2 separate regions of the Homo sapiens genome follow, and region 2 is linked to region 1. The links are chromatin loops, found by intact Hi-C in ENCODE. Cell type or tissue: testis. All regions are shown on one strand. Links, peaks and the distances in the headings refer to the core of each region. The heading gives the core; the rest is flanking DNA.

Region 1 (9,567 bases), core at 1-8,000:
ACTTCCCTTAGGCTGTGTAGACGAGTATTGAAGAACATAAAAGAATGCTGTGTATTTGGGGGAGGCTTCAGGTCCTGGTGCATAACTGTGGGTTGATTACTTAAAGTGTTTATCATGTACCAATATTACGATATATAAAGTGGCAATGCTAATCTCTAATGCACAGGTAACTGTGCTATTAAATGACATAACTTAGATGGTGTTTGCTAAGGCAATTGTCTAGAAATAAGTGCTCACTAAGTGGGTAAAATTGACGTTCAGAATGTTTATGCCTGAAGTGGATAGTGATGGGGGGAGGGAGAAAATCTACTCCAAAAGCAACCTGAAACTATTTTTATTCAATAATTTAGTGGCTTCAATCTATGTATTCCAAAGCTTCTGCTCTTTTCATTGTGCCATTTGTTCAGCTTTTCTAAGAAATTAAAACTGCCTTATAACACCATTCAAGCGTTGTTTTTATTTTCAGCAAACACCTTTTTCCCCAGACTGCATTCACAAACCTTACTAAGATCCAAGTCAATAAGAGTTTACAGCATTAAGCAAAATAATAGAAAATAATTGATAAAGTCCATCTTTAAGGCTCTATTTATCCTCTGCTTTCCCTTGAGCCTAAGTGGATGGGCAGCTGAGTACATTTATTCATTAATTTAACAGAAGATCATTGAGCTCATACCACATGCCGGTCCACGAGTCAGGTACTAGGCATGCAATGATTAAAACACTCTCACCTCAAAGAGCTCCGCCATGAATGAGAGCCGTTTAAGAAAACAGAATTACGATGAATAATAATTTGAAGCCAAAAGTTAAAATATCTTATTTCACAACTGTAATTGCTGGATGCCCTGCGCGCAGTTGTGGAGCAGCCCTAACTCCACCAGGCCAAGCCTGAAGCTTCCTGCGGCGCGAGCTGTGCAAGTGGGCCTTGCTGGGTGGGGCAGTGCTAGTGGGGCGGACGGGCAGGGGAAGAGGGCGGGCATTCGGGCAGAAAGAACTGCTTAGCGAAGGTAAGGCACGAGGAGGCAAACGCATAAGGCACAAGGCAAGAACATGCAGAGCAGAGGACAAGGCCGATGGACGGGGAGGCTGGGGACACACTGGGCAGCCTAACCCAACCCTGCAGGGAACTAAGGGATGCTTTTGTGCATCCCCCTGCTCTGCCCTAGATCCCCGCCCCTCCGATACTACCCCAGCCTCCAAATCCCCGCCACCTTCCTGTACCCTGGGATGGATCAGGGCTCGGTCCTTGAGGCCGCGCCGTCCTCGCCCCTCTGTGCGCAAGAGACTCGGGCCCCGGCCAAGGGTGAGCCCCGCGGAAGGACGACGACGCTCACCTTGCCGCTGCAAGGTCGTGCGCAGCTCCGCCTCGTAGTTGTGTCTGCACACCTTGTCCACCGCGGCCCGCTCCTGCTCCAAGAAGTCCTTATAGTTGTTCCAGTCCTCGATGCTCCGCCCCAGCTCGGTCACCGCCTGGAACTCCCCAACGTCGCTGTCGAAGCGCCCGTACTCCTCGCGGTTATAGATGTATCTGGCCACACCGCGCACGCGCTCTGTCCCGTTGGTGAAGTAGCACATGCCCTTAAACTGGACCAAGAAATCCTCTGCGGAGAATCACGGCGGGTCAGTCAGGCCCCAGCACGGCCCTAGCCCCAGCCCCCAGCCGGACCGCACCCTTCAGCCGCTGCCCTGACCCGGCCAGCAGCTGCGAAACCCGTCCACGCGAAATTGAGTTCTTGGCTGGGCCCGTGCCTCGTGCTCCGGACCTGGGATCCTCGAGGCATCTCTGCCCCAGCCCTGCCCGCCCTCTCTGAGGGCCTCGGGAATCTGCCTTCCTTTAGGGAGGTAAGAGGGAAAGCCCAGTCCCTGCCTGAGCCTGTGAACCAAGTGAAGAGGGCAGTCGGACCGATTCAACATTGACCTCTGCTCTTAGATCAGGGCGTTCTCGTATGAAATCCCATTTTCCATGGAGCTCTTGGGAATCTCGGAGACAGAGTTATCCACATAAATTTGAGAGTTCAAGGGAATAACGAGAAAGGTTCAGGAATTAAGCTTGTTCTCATCCTGATGTAAGTATTCTCTTGGTCCCTGGGCAAGAGACCAAGTAAACCCATGCCTGGATTTACTCTCTTTCTGCTATACCCGCCCAAGTGCCCTGTGAGGTTCACTCACTTCTGTGTTAGAAAGGACCTACACCTCCGGAGTCCTAGAAGGAAACATTTATTCATGGAAAGAGCCCAAGCTTTTGAATTCTATAGGGTCCAATTAAACTGAGTCAATCACCAGCTTGGGCAGGTTACTTAACAGAATATCCATATCACAAGTATAATTACATAAAAGGAAAATCATGATACCTACACATAGGATGTTAGGAGGAGTGAGAGAGGATTTATAGAAAGTACTGTCCTGTGTCTGAATGGAGTGGTTTCTCAATATGTATTATTTCCCTTCTTTACTTCCTCCTTCCTATCATACTAAATTCAGTCCACCATCAACTCAGGTCCCTGAATCCCACTCAAGTCACCTTTTGCCCATAAATCAGTGAAACCCAAAGTAAGACTCCCTGTCTGTGGTCATCCAGTCACCTTCCCTCAGTACTAAGAGTTTGCCTCCACAAACTCTCCACTCGAGTCAGTAGTATAGACTCCTTTACCTCCAATACAGAGACTACAGACACCATTGCTGCCTTACATTTTCCCAGTGCAGAAAAATCCTACTGTGTCTTTGGGGAAATGCATATCTTTGGGGAAATGCATAACCGTGGAGTGCCATGGTCATTTTGTCCTGTCACAGGTAGTGAATGCACACTTTGTCTCCTCTTTCCTCTCTCCTCCTTCAGGCTTAAACCTGTGGGATTGGGGTTGGATTATCCTCACCTCACCCATTATAAGGTGGAAATAAAAATGCAACATAGCTCTATTTCCCAAAAAGAATAAATGGTGATAAAAGACTGTGTTCTGAGATCATGGAGATCACCATCCCCCATACTCCAACCCAAGGAGAGCCTGTTCCCACAGTGGTGGCTCTCGAGAGCAGCTGCCCTGCACTTACTGGGAAAGTCTCTGGCCTCAGCCACTGGGGTGCTCAGCATCACCAGCATCACGGTCACAGCTGCTGCCCAAAAGCCTCCAGGGATCTGCAGAGCCATCTTCCAAGACGTAAGTGAGACCAAGGAAAAAGCAGTGGTAGTCAACACAGCTCAAACCTAATGGATCTTATGTACCTGCCGGAAAGAATAAAAACCTCTGGATGTTTCCATGTGTGGTAGGATTGGGGAGTCCCTAGGAAAGGAACCAATCAGCACTGGAGCTGAAGGACCTCATCTGCCTCTGGGCAGACGTTTTTCTGTGAAGATTCTCACTCCAATGCCTGGCACTGTTTCTTCTTCAAATTGCACTAGATGAACATTTGAGGTGAAGATTTCTGAATAGCTGAAGATTGAATGGCTTAGGGGTTTTAAGAAGCAAAAGACAAATGTGATTCAAGAGTAGACATCTTACAACCTATTGTTCTTACACTTGGGATTTTTAGTAGGGCAAATTAAGTGAGGATCATATTTCAGGGAACAGAAAATTGTCACAGAAATGTTCACTTCTATTAGACACTCTGAAGAGCCTTAAGTTTTGGTGAGAAGAGCAAAGTTCTTAGAAGGAAATGATGGTGAGTTGCAGTTCTACCACTAATGTGCTTTATGAGAGTCAACAAATTACTGAACTCCTTTTCACCCCCAGGCTTCTCTTTGCAAAATGTGGATCATGTTTTATGCATTTTACATCTAGATCTTCACATATAAAAATTTAACATTAATATGACTAGTTTAATATTACAAAAGCCTCCTCCACTGTTATGTGTAACTATCAGGCTAATAGGAGGAACAAGAAAAAAAAAAGTTGACACCCAGCCCTACTGGCAAGTGATTCTTTATTATGCAAGAAGGTATTGCATTCATGCTCTTCGAGTGAAAGTATTTGTTGACTTTTCTCTTGTAAGTTCTTCAGCTGCTTAAATCCTCCCTGAACCATGAAACAGGTGCATCTGATATGAGCAAAGGCACAATACACAAATTTTACAGTATTCAGACACAGTCACATTTAGTTTTGAAGATAGAGAGCAAAAGCTGTGAAGAAGAATTTCCTGGGGGCTGAATCGTATTAATGATGGAGCAAATGTTTAGAGTTACAGGTCATATTGGGCCAGCCCTAAACATCAAATCCAAAATGGCAGAGGTACCAATGTGTTTTTATAAATAAATTTCTTACTTATCAGGCTTACGTTGCCCATGGCTAGGGATAGTACTAATGGTTATAAAGCAATTAAAACAATGCCTGACAAACATTACTGGTAATCCTAACCAAGACAATAAATATCTCCACCTCTCTTCTTGTCTCCCTTCCTCCCACTCTTCCCTGTATATTAGTAAAGTAGAAGATAGAGAGCATCTAAAAGCAGAATATGTTTACCAGGTAAAAAGAAACAGGGAAGAGACGGTAGCAAGAGGTTTGCAATAGTGGCACATGAAAGCATTGAGCCACTCTAATATTCTGTATTATTCTGTGCATAGATTTAGATCACCTGAGACTGGGAACGTTGTTACTGGGCTTCTAGCAGCAGTGGTGTACTCAGGATCAGGGTAACCCCCAGTCTAAGGAGGGTCTCCACTGGTGCGATGGAAGCATAAAGGAGGAACATCAAACTCAGACCTAGAACGGAACTGGGGGCAAGAAAGAATAGGCAGAGAGGGACCTGAAGATGCCCTCAATGTCCTCTCAGTCCCCACCTCAGCGTCCCTCAGAATAGAGGCCTCTGGCCCACCCCTTCTTCCTGTTCAAAGGGAGAAGCTTCCCTCAGGTTTATTCTGGGGCTGTGAGGCAAAGTCTACGTCAAACCTAGGGACTCCCCAGTCTCATGGGCCTCTTCAAACAGACTTTTTTCTTTTCTTTTCCTTTTTTTTTATTTTCCTTTTTTCTTTTCTTTTCTTTTTTAGGGACAGGGTCTGGCTCTATCACCTAGGCTGGAGTACACTGGCATGATCATGGCACACTGCAGCCTCAACCTCTTAGGCTCAAGTGATCCTCCTGTCTGAGCCTCCCAAGTAGCTGGGAGTACAGGCACACACCGCCATTCTGTCTAATTTTTTAAAAATTTTTTATAGAAATAGGATTTTGCTATGTTGCCCAGGTTGGTTTCAATGTCCTGGCCTCAAGCAATCCTCCCACCTCGGCCTCCCAAAGCACTGGGATTATAGGTGTGAGCCACCACACCTGGCCACACAGACTTTTCAACTAGCAACGAAAGTGTCAGCTTAGAGCCATTTTCTGACTGGCTAAAACCTCATCTGAGGCCAGGTGCAGTGGCTCACCCCTGTAATTTTCTAGCGCTTCGGGAGGCCAAGGCAGGCAGATCACTTGAGGTCAGGAATTTGAGACCAGCCTGGCCAACATGGTGAAACCCGTCTCTACCAAAAATAAAAAAAATTAGCCAAGTGTGGTGGTGCATGCCTGTAATCTCAATTACTCAGTAGGCTGAGGCAGGCGAATCGCTTGAACCCAGGAGGCAGAGGTTGCAGTGAGCTGAGTTCGCACCACTGCACTCCATTGCACTCCAGCCTGGGGGACAAGAGCAAAACTCTGTCTCAAAACAAAACAAAACAAAAAAAAAACACCTAATCTAAAAGGCTTTGGTTTGGGGCTTCTGCCAGTTGTGTCCCCCTGATCCAGCCTTCTCTACAGTTCTTTGCAATGTTCCTATCCCTGCTCCATTACTCAGGGCAGCCACTATTGGCCTGGCCAGAGGAAGGCAACTCAGACAAGCATCCTGATTCTGAATGCCTCGCCCAAATCACCCACCCGGCCTCTGTGGGGACAGAGCGCTTAGGATGAGACCACACGCACCCCATGTGGGAAGATGGGATAAAGACACTGCTGTTATTATGGGTCAAGGTTACACTAGGGAGACTCTCCCCAGGGCACATTGTCTCTTCTTTCAGGGCAGAAAAAGGTTGTGGACTCCTTCTTTGTGGAATCAAGGGAGAAATCATCTTCCCTGGTCAGCATCTCTTAGAATCTGTGCCTGGTCAGTGCAGTTGAATGTAAACACAGGAGTCATCCTGTCACCAGAAGGGTTATCCAGGACTCTGTCCTGCAATTACTTCCAGAATCAAGAAACACTGTAGAGTCAGAAAGGTTCTGTGGCCTCCTTAATGCCAGTGGTAACATAATTAGAAATACGGCCCCAGAATATCATTTTCCTTTAATAAAAATTTATCAAGTAATTATCTCCAAATTTTTCAAAACCTTGTGAAGCTACTTACATATTTCTCTTATATCAACTTTTAGGTAACCGGTTACATGAATTTTTCATGACACATATAAGGTAGGCCTTTTCTCTTTAAACAGTTATCTCTTTAAAATGACAATTTAGAAAGTCTGAAGAGAGAGTCTGTAGCATTCAGAGGCTGTGCTCAAACAGTGCCTCCTTCAAGCAAGTAACCATGGGGAGACTCCATAGTGGAAGTCAGGTAAGGACTTGGAGGATACCGCAGGGTGAAGGACTAGGAGTATGGGAAAAGCTTTAGCAGGAAGATAGAAAATCAGATGATACAAGGCATTTGGGACACTTGGGGGAAATGGGGAAGGTGAGTGATCTCTGGCACAGGAGTCCAGAGCCCACCAGTCTCATGGCTTCTCATGCAGTATGGAAATGGCCCTTGAAAACAGAAGAAGACTGGGACGAAAACCCAGGCTGCCTGCTATGGACGTGTGTACAACGGAGCTTTGTTTCCTGATCTGTTTCTACAGGTTTCTTCTTCCAGTCAATCTCATCCATGCATCACCTCAGCTGGACCACTGACGATTTCATCACCCAGAGCTAACCTACACATGTCACTCTTTGCAACATATCTGTTCGTCTCTACTTCTGGTTCCCTAGTAATGCCTGGGATATTTCCAGAGACAACTCTTCCCCAGCTTCTAGATTTGTAGTCATCATGTGCCTTCATTCCCAGACAAACCTTAAATATCTCTCTATGAGATCTTTATAATGTCTTCTTCTACAAGTTCTTACCAGTAGAGAGAAGAACTAATATTCAGGTATGTAAAAAATATTTCAGTCCTATTTAAGCTCATGTCCAAGTACTCAAGAATTCAAGTGTCCAGCTCAGCTCAAGGTCATGGTTCATGCAAAAAAGCAACATTAGCAGTAATATTTTGGGGAGACTACTCATATCCTCAAATAGGAAAACTTAAGATATTCAATTTAAACCTCAATGACATATCAATCCATGCTTTTCAGGATGACTATTATCAAAAAGACAAAAAATAACAAGTGTTAACAAGGACGTGGAGATAAGGGAACATTTGCACACTGTTGGTGGGAATGTAAATTAGTATGGCCACTAGGGAAAACATTATGAAGGTTCTTCAAAAAGTTAAAATAGAACTGCCATATGATGTAGCAATCCCACTTCCAGGATACAGACAAAGGATTTTAAATCAGTAGGTTGAAAATATATCCACACTCCCATGTTCATTGCAGCATTATGCACAATAGTCAAGGTATGAAATCAACCTGTGTCATTCAGCAGATGAATGGGTAAAGATAATGTATGTATACACAATGGAATTCTATTCAGGCTTTAAAAAGAAAGAAATCCTGGTGTAAGCCGAAAAGTGACTGAGGCAGGTCTCAATCAATTAGAGGTTTATTTTGCCAAGGTTCAGGATGCACCTGGGAAAAACACGAATCACAGGAGCATCTGTGATCAATGCTTATTCCAAAGAGGGTTTTGAGAACTTCAATGTTTAAAAAGAAAGAGTAAGCAGGAAGGGAAAGAGAGAGGAAAAAAAAAAAAAAAGGAGGGAAGGTAGGCAATGACACAAGTGGTTACATTCTTGTGAGTCTGATTAGCCTCAGTAAATCTACATTTTACATGTGAAAAGAGGGAGTAGAGGAAAAAGTCACTTATGCAAAAACAATAACATTGTAGAATCTTCCCAAAAGATTCATTTTCTATTCTCACAGACCGACAATTCCACTCAAGTTAATTTCTGCAAAAGCATCCTAACTGGTCTTCCTGCCTCTACTTTATAATGTCAACATTGCTCATAAATCCAAGTTAATCTCTCTGAGTATGAGTTTCTTTAACTGCAAAATGAGAATATTATCTATTCCATAGAGTAATGCCAAGGATTAAATGAAGTGGCAAATATATAGCATCTAAAATAGTTTTGAACACATAGTAGATGCTCAATAATAATTTTTTTTAATTTTTAATATAATTTTAATTCAATAGCTTTTAGGTTACAAGTGGTTTTTTGTTATATGGATGAATTGTATAGTGGTGAAGCCTGGAATTTTAGTGAACCTGTTACCTGAGTAGTGTGCATTGTACTCAATATGTAGTTTTTTATCCTTCACCCTCCTTCCCATCCTCCCCAATTTCTTACTCTCCATTGTCCTTTATACCATTCTGTATGCCTTTGAGTACCCATAGCTTAGTACCCACTTAGCTCCTACTTACAAATCAAAACATATGGTATTTAGTTTTCCATGCCTCAATTAGAAGTTGTAAATTTTGATGGAGTCCAATTTATATATATTTTTTTCATTTCTTGCCTATGCCCTCGGTGTTATATCCAAGAAATCATTGCCTAATCAAATATCATGAAGATTTTCCCTATTTTTTTTCTAAGAGTTTTATGGTTTTAGTTTTCACATTTAGGTCTTTGATTCATTTTGAGTTCATTTTGTCTATAATGTAGGGTAAGAGTCCAGTTTCATTCTTTTGTATGTGGACTTCCAGTTTTCCCAGCACCATTGTTGAAAAGGCTGTCCTTTCCGCATTTAATGGCCCTGGCACTCCTGTTGAAAATCGTTTGACTATATATGTCAGGATAATTTCCTGGTTTTGATATTGCACTTTAGTTATGTAAGATGTTACAATTGGGGAAAACTGGATGAAGGCTATACAGAATCTTTTTGTTCTATCTTGGTAACTCCCTTTGAATCTACAATTATTTCAAAATATAATGTTAAAAAAGCAAAGCCAACCGAAATAATGTGTTTATCTTTTAACAAACTAATTCAATAAGATACCTAATAAAAATTACCCAATGTGAAATACAAAGAGAAAAGAAGAGCAGGGGAAAAACAAAACAGAGCATCCAAGAGCTGCAGTGCTGTATTGAATGGTTACATCACCTTTGTTTGTTTGTTTGTTTGTTTGTTTGTTTGTTTTGAGACAGGGTGTCACTCTGTTGCCCAGGCTGGAATGCAGTGGTGCGATCACAGCTCACTTCATCCCCCACCCTCGCCCCCAACTCAGGCAGTCCTCCCGTCTTAGCCTCTTGAGTAGCTGGGAATACCAGCACCATGCTTGCCCACTTAATTTTTCTCTCTTTGTAGACAAGGTCTCCTTATGTTGCCCAGGCTGCTCTTTAGGTTCAAGCATTCCTCCCACCTCAGCCTCCCAAAGTGCTGAGATTACAGATGTGAAACATTGTGCCAGGCTTATTTTTTTAATGTACTTTTACTCTCTTTCTCTCTTTGTGTTTCACTCTGGGTAATTTTTATTGA
Region 2 (8,000 bases), core at 1-8,000, 100 kb before region 1:
AGAGCATTGATCAGCACAGGGTATCCTGGTGGGCCTGCCATCTCCCCCACCCTTCAGGGGCCCCCTGCAGCTTCAGACAGAGAAAGTTGAGGTCCAGGGTGTATTGTCATCACCTCCCCCAAGATCTGTGCAAAGGTGAAATCAGCTCATGAGGACACAGAACTTCAGCTTGATGCAGATGTGTGGGAGGTGGGGAACAGCTGTTATTCTTCTGGGGAATATGAAGGGTTCAGTCTTTTTAGGAAATTGGATGATATCTCTTCCCGACCACTAGCAGCCTCTTTCAGTCACTGGAAAATGCTTACAGGCAGTAGCCACCATCATGTGGCACAAAGTGGGCATCATCCTAGTGTCTAACATTTAAGCTGTGGTTCTGGCTCCACATTTCACAAGAAGATGCCACCAAAGTTAAGGCTTGGTTCTGGGGAACAATGTCTGGAGATTCCTAGAAACTGGCAAACTTCTCCCCTAAGTCTTGATCCTCATAGCAGCAAATAGGCCATGAACATGGACCACTGTGGTCAGGTACACTCAGCTCATGCTCTTCCCTCTTATACCTGTGCCTCCCCACACTGGATCATGGCTGAAATATTACCTGCTGGTGGAGGCCCTTGAGGTCTTACAAAAGGAAGTTATGCAGAGAAAGGTCTCATTACACAAACAGCCACTCTCTCACCCCAAAGGAAAATGACACACATGACTTAGAGTTACATTCTCTTCCCACCCATGTTCTTCCAGGCCTTCAGCACCCTAATTTAAAATCCCCTAAAACAAAGGAAATTGTCACTAGAAAGAAAGGAAGCTGAGGCTCTGACCCTCTTAATGGAGGAAGCTTTTGGAAAGGAGCCAGTGAGACAATGATGAATGGTAAGGATGCCCTGGAATAAGCTCTATCAGTCAGCTCTGTGACAGCGCTACCTTTCAACCAGTAAAATCAGATTCCAATGCCTCCTCCCATCTTGTCCTGTCTCCTCGCACTTCTTCTCAGGGTCAGGAGGAAAGAGCTAATCTACAGACAGGACCACTCTGAACAGAGGGTCTGGGTCACAGCCCATCTTCCCCTTTTCCCCTGGGGTTCCTCACCTTTCTGACTCCTTTGACGGATGATAAGGCCCAGCCCAAGGAAGATCAGCCCCAGCACGAAGCCTCCAACGCCACTCAGCATCTTGCTCTGGGCAGATTCAGACTGAGCCCCTAAAGAGCAGAACTGAGTGTCTGTGTTTGTCCCCACACCCCATAGCATCCCTGCTGAGGAGTTGAAGTCCAGTCTGAGGTGCAGAAGGTGAAGGCATCAAAGGAACCTAGTTCTCCATTCAGACCACCCCTAAGGAGGGGAAAGACCAGCCAATAGGTCCTTGGATACAGTGAATAGGTGAGAGAGTGGGGAAGCAAATCTCTGCTCTTCAAGAACTCATCCATAACCTTAGACCCTAAGATCCCAGTCACCAGCCCTAAGAATCAGTCCCTCAGAGCTATCAGGACTGGGATTCAGAGCAACAGTATGTAGAGTAATTTCCCTAGCATCTGGAAAGGTGATGAGACCAGGATTCTTCTGATGCACTTGCCATGGAGCAAGAGGTGCTCTAGTCTCCTGTGATTCCCAGCTCAGTAGTGACATCAGGGATAAGAGATGGGAAGGAATGGGTCAGAAGGAGCTCTTTGTCTTGTGGGCCCATAGTAACAGAAACTCAATATCCCCTTACGCCACTCCACGGTGATGGGGCTCTGGAGGCTGGGGTGCTCCACGTGGCAGGTGTAGACATCTCCACGCTGGGGAGTCATTTCCAGCATCACCAGGATCTGGAAAGTCCAGTCACCATTCCTAATAAGGGGGGTGGACACAACGCCGGCTGTCTCCTCCTGATCATTCCGAAACCACCGGACTTTGATCTGGCCTGGATAGAAATCTGTCACCGAGCAGACCAGCAGGTTGTGGTGGTTGAGGGCCTCTGTCCTGGATGGGGAGATGGTCACTGTGGGCTCCACTGAGGGCAGTAACAGACAGGAAAAGACATAGGAGTGAGATGTGAGAACACACACCACGTCTACCATGAGGAAGGATCCCTCCTTGGACCAGAGTGGAAAGATACCTGGAGTCGAAGTCTTGGATTAAGGTTCATTCAACAAATATAAATTTGACAATCACTGAGAATTCAAAGATAAATAACATACTATGGTCCCTGCATTTATAGAATGTGCAATCTAGTAACAGACAGCAAAAAACAAAAAGAATGTTATTTCAAAAGTTTGTAATATTTGAAAAAAAAGTAGAATGTTATTTCAAAAGTTTGTAATATTTGAAAAAAAAGTAGGCAGGCCTTCAAAACAAATAACCCTTGATCAAACATCATGTTTGTCCACAACTCAATTCCTTTATCTTCTCAGATTGCTGCTCATAGTAAAAAAAATGACACATCTTTCCCCGCCTCTTTTACACATCTCATCCTTTCCTTTTAGGCCACTTTATCACATTTCCTTTATTCTCTTAGTGTGAAACTATAGCAAATATTTAATGTGTGCTTTCTTTATTTAGTAATATGTTCTCTCATTTTCTTTTTTTCCTTAATTTCTTTTTAACGCACAAGTGAGTTTAATTACTAGCTGTCTACCCTACTCCATTTCCTTGCTATTGACAATTACTTTCTTGTTCTGAAATCAGACATTATCGTGTATGTTCTCCACAGAAAATATTCTGAGATCCGTGCAGAGGTCGGCCTGGGCTAATGAGCCTGTAATGTGAACATATACATATAACTGGGATTTGCTGAGGTCAGCAGGTGGCACCCCAATTAAATGGCACTCTTGAGCCATCATCCGGAAGGAATCATGGTTTCTGCTTGGACTTGAACTTTTCTTTAGGTTCTCCTTCCTGGAGGCCAACTGAAATCAGAGTCAGCTATGTGGCCTTATAAGATTTGTTCATCTTCAACAGACTGGGAGTAAAAATAGAGGGCACAAATTTATGAGAAAAGATGATAAAATAAATTTTATGGAAATAAAACTGAAATAGCAAAAATATAAGTACTTGCTGGCATTAGGATGTGAGTCAAAAGAAGGCAAGGGAGTGTAAAGCAAACTAAAAGTTTTGTGAACCTGCATAGATAACACCGGGGTCAGACTAGGGATTGATTAATCATGAATTTTCAATGCCGCATTAACACACAGAACAAACAGGAATAGACTCATTGCTGCTTCTGGTCAAAACTGGCTTTAACAAGGCCTTACATCCCTTAGACTCTACATATGTGTAGTGAGGAACATAAGAATGTTGTGTACTTTGGGAGGCTTAAGATCTTGGTGAGTAATTGTGGGCTGATTACTTAAAGTGTTTATCATGTACCAATATTAGGATATATAAAGTGGTGATGCTAATCTCTAATGCACAGGTAGCTGTGAGATTAAATGACATAACATAGATGGTATTTGATAAGGCAACTGTCTAGAAATAAGTGCTTCCTGAATGGGTAAAATTGACTTTCAGAATGTTTATTCCTGAAGTGGATAGTGATGGGGGGGAGGGGATAACCTAGGCCAAAAGCAACCTGAAACTATTTTTATCCAATAATTTAATAGCTTCAACCTATTTATTCCCAAACTTCTGATCTTTGCATAGTGCTATTTGTTCAGCTTTTCTAAGAAATTAAAACTCTGCCTTACAACATCATTCAAGCATTGTTTTTATTTTTAGCAAACACATTTTCCTCAGACTTTGTATTCACAAATTCTATTAAGATCCAAGTCAGTAAGAGTTTACTTGAAAGCATTAAGCAAAATGTTAGAAAATAATTGATAAAGTTCATTTGTAAGCCTCTGTTTTTTTCTTGAACCTAACTGGATTGGCAGCTGAGTACATTTATTCATGAATTTAACAGAAGATCATTGAGCTCACACCACATACCAGTCAATGTGTCAGGTACCAGGCATGCAATAATTAAACAGTCTCTCGCCTCAAAGATCTCCGCCATTAGTGGTAGCCATTTAAGAAAACAGAATTACGATGAATAATGATTTGAAGCCAAAAAGTCAAAATATCTTATTTCGCAACTGTAATTGCTGGATGCCCTGCGCGCAGCTGTGGGGCAGCCCTAACTCCACCAGGCCAAGCCTGAAGCTTCCTGCGGCGCAAGCTGCGCACGTGGGCCTTGCTGGGTGGGGCAGTGCTAGCGAGGCCGGCGGGCAGGGGAAGAGGGTGGGCACTGGGGGCAGAGAGAACTGCTTAGCGAAGGTAAGGTACGAGGAGGCAAACACATAAGGCACGAGGCGAGAAACGTGCAGAGCGGAGGACGAGGCCGACGGACGGGGAGGCTGGGGGGGACACTAGGCAGCCTGGCCAACTCTGCTTGTCCCCCTGCTCTGCCCTAGGTCCCCGCCCCTCCGATGCACCTGCCCCCACCACCCCGCCGCCGCCTCCTTTCCCCTGGGGTGGAATGAACTGGGCTCAGATTTCAGAGACCTCGCCCCCATCGCCCCTCCCGGCACAGAAACTCGGGGTCTCGGCCAAGGGTGGGCCTCACGGAGGGGCGACGACGCTCACCTCTCCTCTGCAAGATCCCGCGGAACGCCACCTCGTAGTTGTGTCTGCACACCGTGTCCAACTCCGCCCGGGTCCCCTCCAGGACTTCCTTCTGGCTGTTCCAGTACTCGGCATCAGGCCGCCCCTGCGGCGTCACCGCGCGGTACACCCCCACGTCGCTGTCGAAGCGCGCGTACTCCTCTCGGTTATAGATGTATCTGGTCACAAGACGCACGCGCTCCGTCCCGTTGGTGAAGTAGCACATGCCCTTAAACTGGAACACGAAATCCTCTGCGGGGAATCACCGGCCGGTCAGTCAGGCCCCAGCCCGGCCGCCCCCGCAGCCGCCGCCCTGACCCGGCCTGGAGCTGTGGAACCGCCCGCGCGACCTCCAGTTCCCGCCCGCCCGTGCCTGGCGCTCCAGACCTGGGATCCTCCCGGCGGCTCTGCCCAGCTCTGCCCGCCTTCTTTGCGGGCTTCTGGAATCTGCCTTCCTACATCCAGGAAAGGGAGGAAAGCCCTGTCCCTGCCTGAGCCTGTGAACCCAGCGAAGAGGCAGTCGGGCTGATTTTACATGCACCTCTGCACTTAGAGGGATCAGGGCGTTCTCGCATGAAATCCCATTTTTCATGAAGCTCCTGGATACCTCAGAGATAAAGTTATCCACATAAATCTGAGAGTTCAACGGAATGACGAGATAGGTCCAGGAATTAAGCCTGGCCTCGTTCTGACACGCGTATTCTCTTGGTCCCTGGGTAAAATACCTTCCTTCCCATGCCTAGATTTACCCTCCCAAGTCCCGTTGAGGTTCACTCCCTTCTATGTTGGAAAGGACCTACACCTCTGAGTCCTAGATAGAGACATTTATTCATGGAAAGAGCACAAGCTTTTGAATTTGATAAACTAGATTCCAATTAAACTGTGGCAGTCACCAGTTTGGGCAGGTTATGTAACAGAATATCCATATCACAAGTATAATTGTGTAAAAGAAAATCATGATATCTACACACAGGATGTTAGAAGGAGTGAGAGAGAAGTTATATAAAGTATTGTTCTGTCTGAAGTGAGTGGTTTCACAATATGTGTTATTTCCCTTCTTTACATCCTCCTTCCTACTAAATTCAGTCCACCATTAACTCGGGTCTCTGAATCCCACTCAAGTCACCATTTGCCCATAAATCAGTGAAACCCGAAGACTCCCTCTCTGTGGTCAGCCAGTCAGCTTCCCTCAGCACCAAGATTTTGCCTCCACAAATGCTCCACTCGGTCAGGAATAGAGACAAATTTTCCTCAAATACAGAGACTACAGACACCATTGCTGCCTCACATTTTCCAATGCAGGATCTCATAATCCTAAGTCCAGGCAGTCTTGGGGCACGCCTAAATGACAAATCCTGCTGTGTCTTTGGAGAAATTCATATCTTCAAAAATAACCCCATGCTCACTTTGTCCTATCGCTGGTAGTAAATGTACACTTTATCTCCTCTTTCTCTCCTCTCTCCTCCTCTTCCAGGCTTAAGCCTGTAGGATGGGGATTGGATTGTCCTCATCTCATCACTAAAAGATAAATGGGAATGCAACATAGCTTTCTTTCCCAAGAGAGAGGAAATGTTGATGAAAGATTGTGTCCAAGATCATAGAGATCACCATCCCCCATACCCCAGCCCAAGGAGAGCCTGTTCCCAGAGTGGCGGCTCTGGAGAGCAGCTGCCCTGCACTTACCGGGAGAGTCTCTGCCCTCAGCCAGTAGGGAGCTCAGCATCGCCAGCATCAAGGTGACAGTTGCTACCCGAAGGTCTCCGGGGATCCGCAAAGCCTTCTTCCAAGACATAACTGAGACGAAGGGAAAAGCAGTGGTAGTCAACACAGCTCGGACCTGATGGATCTGATGTACCTGGCAGAAAGAATAAAAACCTGTGGATGTTTCCGTGAGTGGCAGGATTGGATGGTCCCTCGGAAAAGAACCAATCAGCACTGGAGCTGAAGGACCTCATCTGTCTCTGGGCAGACATTTTTTTTGTGAAGGTTCTCAATCCAGTGCCTGGCACTGTGACGTCTTCAAATTGTACTGGATGAACATCTGAGGTGAAAATTTCCTCTCGATTATAGAAGAGCTGAAGAACGAATGCCTCGGGGATTTTGAGAGGCAAAAGAAAAAAATGCGATTCAACAGTAAACATCTCTGTAATATTGTTAAAAACCAGTTGTTATTATACTTGGGATTTTTAATAAAGCAAATTAGGTGGGGATCATATTTCAGGGGAGAGAAAATTGCTGTCACAGAAATTTTTACTGCTGTTGTCTTAGACACGCTGAAGAGCCTTAAGTCCTGGGGAGAAGAGCAAAGTTCTTAGAAGGAAATAATGGTAAGTTGCAGTTCCACCACTAATGTGCTTTAGAAGAGTCAACAAATTACTGAATTTATTTTTGCCCCAGGCTTCTCTTTATAAAATGTGGGTCATGTTTCATGCATTTTACATCTAGATCTTCACATGTACAAATTTAAGATTAATTTGTCTTGTTTAATATTACAAAAGTCTCCTCAACTGTTATGTGTAACTATCAGGTTAATATGTGGAACAAGAAAACAAGCCAAAAAAAAAAAATTGATACCCACCCCTGCTGGTAAATGATTCTTCATTATGCAAGAACATATTGTATTTATGCTCTTCTAGTGAAAGTATTTGAAAAGTTAATTAAGTTGACATTTCTTTTTTAAGTTCTTCAGCTGTTTAAATCCTCCCTGAACCATGAAATGATGCATCTGATATCAGCAAAGGCACAATACACAGAATTTTACAGTATTCGGATGCAGTCATGTTTCGTTTTGAAGAGAGAGCACAAAACCTGTGGAGAAGCATTTCCTGGGTCCTGAATAGTACTAATGATGGAGAAAGTGTTTAGAGTCACAGAGTGTACTGTGCCAGCCCTAAACATTAAATCCCAAATGGCAGAGGTATCAATGTGTTTTTTTTTCAATTCTATTTTTTTAACAGTTCCTCATGGACATATCTACATCAATGTGTTTTTATAAATAAACATAACTTATCAGGCTCCTCTTGACAGTGACTAGGGGCAATACTAATGGTTATAAAGCAATTAGAACAACGCCTGGCAAACATTACTTCTGACCTCAACCAAGACAATAAATATCTCCACTTCTCTTCTTCTCTCCCTTTCTCTCTTTCTTTTCCCAAAATGTTAGGTTCTGCTTTTAAAGTAGAGAATACAATCTAAAATCAGAATATAAGTTTATCAGATAAAAAGAAGCAGGGAAGAGGCAACAGCAAGACGTTTGCAATAGTGGCACATGAAAGCGTTGAGCCACTCCAATATTCTGTATTATTCAGTGCATAATTCTAGAGCACCTGAGACTGGGAAAGTTGCCACTGGGCGTCCAGCAGCAGTGGTGTACTCAGGATCAGGGTAAACCCAGTCTAAGGAGGGTCTCCACTGCTGTGATGGACGCATAAAGGAGGAACCAAAT

The links. A loop is a pair of places that touch in the nucleus more often than their neighbours do. Peaks named below come from ENCODE experiments on the same cell type or tissue, not always from the same donor. Only the 100,000 strongest peaks of a DNase experiment are listed, where the experiment ranks them.
Region 2: it touches region 1 in a loop (2.7-fold over the local background); 29 of 110 quality-filtered maps call a loop at or near these places.

Annotation. Positions count from the first base shown.
Region 1 is chr6:32,760,329-32,769,895 of GRCh38, forward strand. It overlaps HLA-DQB2 (major histocompatibility complex, class II, DQ beta 2), which reads right to left and starts at 3,204. Exons shown (of 6, transcript NM_001300790.2): 1 at 3,046-3,204; 2 at 1,332-1,598. The coding sequence starts at 3,142. In testis, for the core only: no CTCF peak of the experiment used is centred there; no DNase peak of the experiment used is centred there; H3K4me3 peaks cover 1,114 bases.
Region 2 is chr6:32,660,264-32,668,263 of GRCh38, forward strand. It overlaps HLA-DQB1 (major histocompatibility complex, class II, DQ beta 1), which reads right to left and starts at 6,394. Exons shown (of 5, transcript NM_002123.5): 1 at 6,236-6,394; 2 at 4,535-4,804; 3 at 1,704-1,985; 4 at 1,084-1,194. The coding sequence starts at 6,344. It overlaps HLA-DQB1-AS1 (HLA-DQB1 antisense RNA 1), which reads left to right. Exons shown (of 2, transcript NR_133907.1): 2 at 92-466. RefSeq lists an enhancer at 4,157-4,684. In testis, for the core only: no CTCF peak of the experiment used is centred there; no DNase peak of the experiment used is centred there.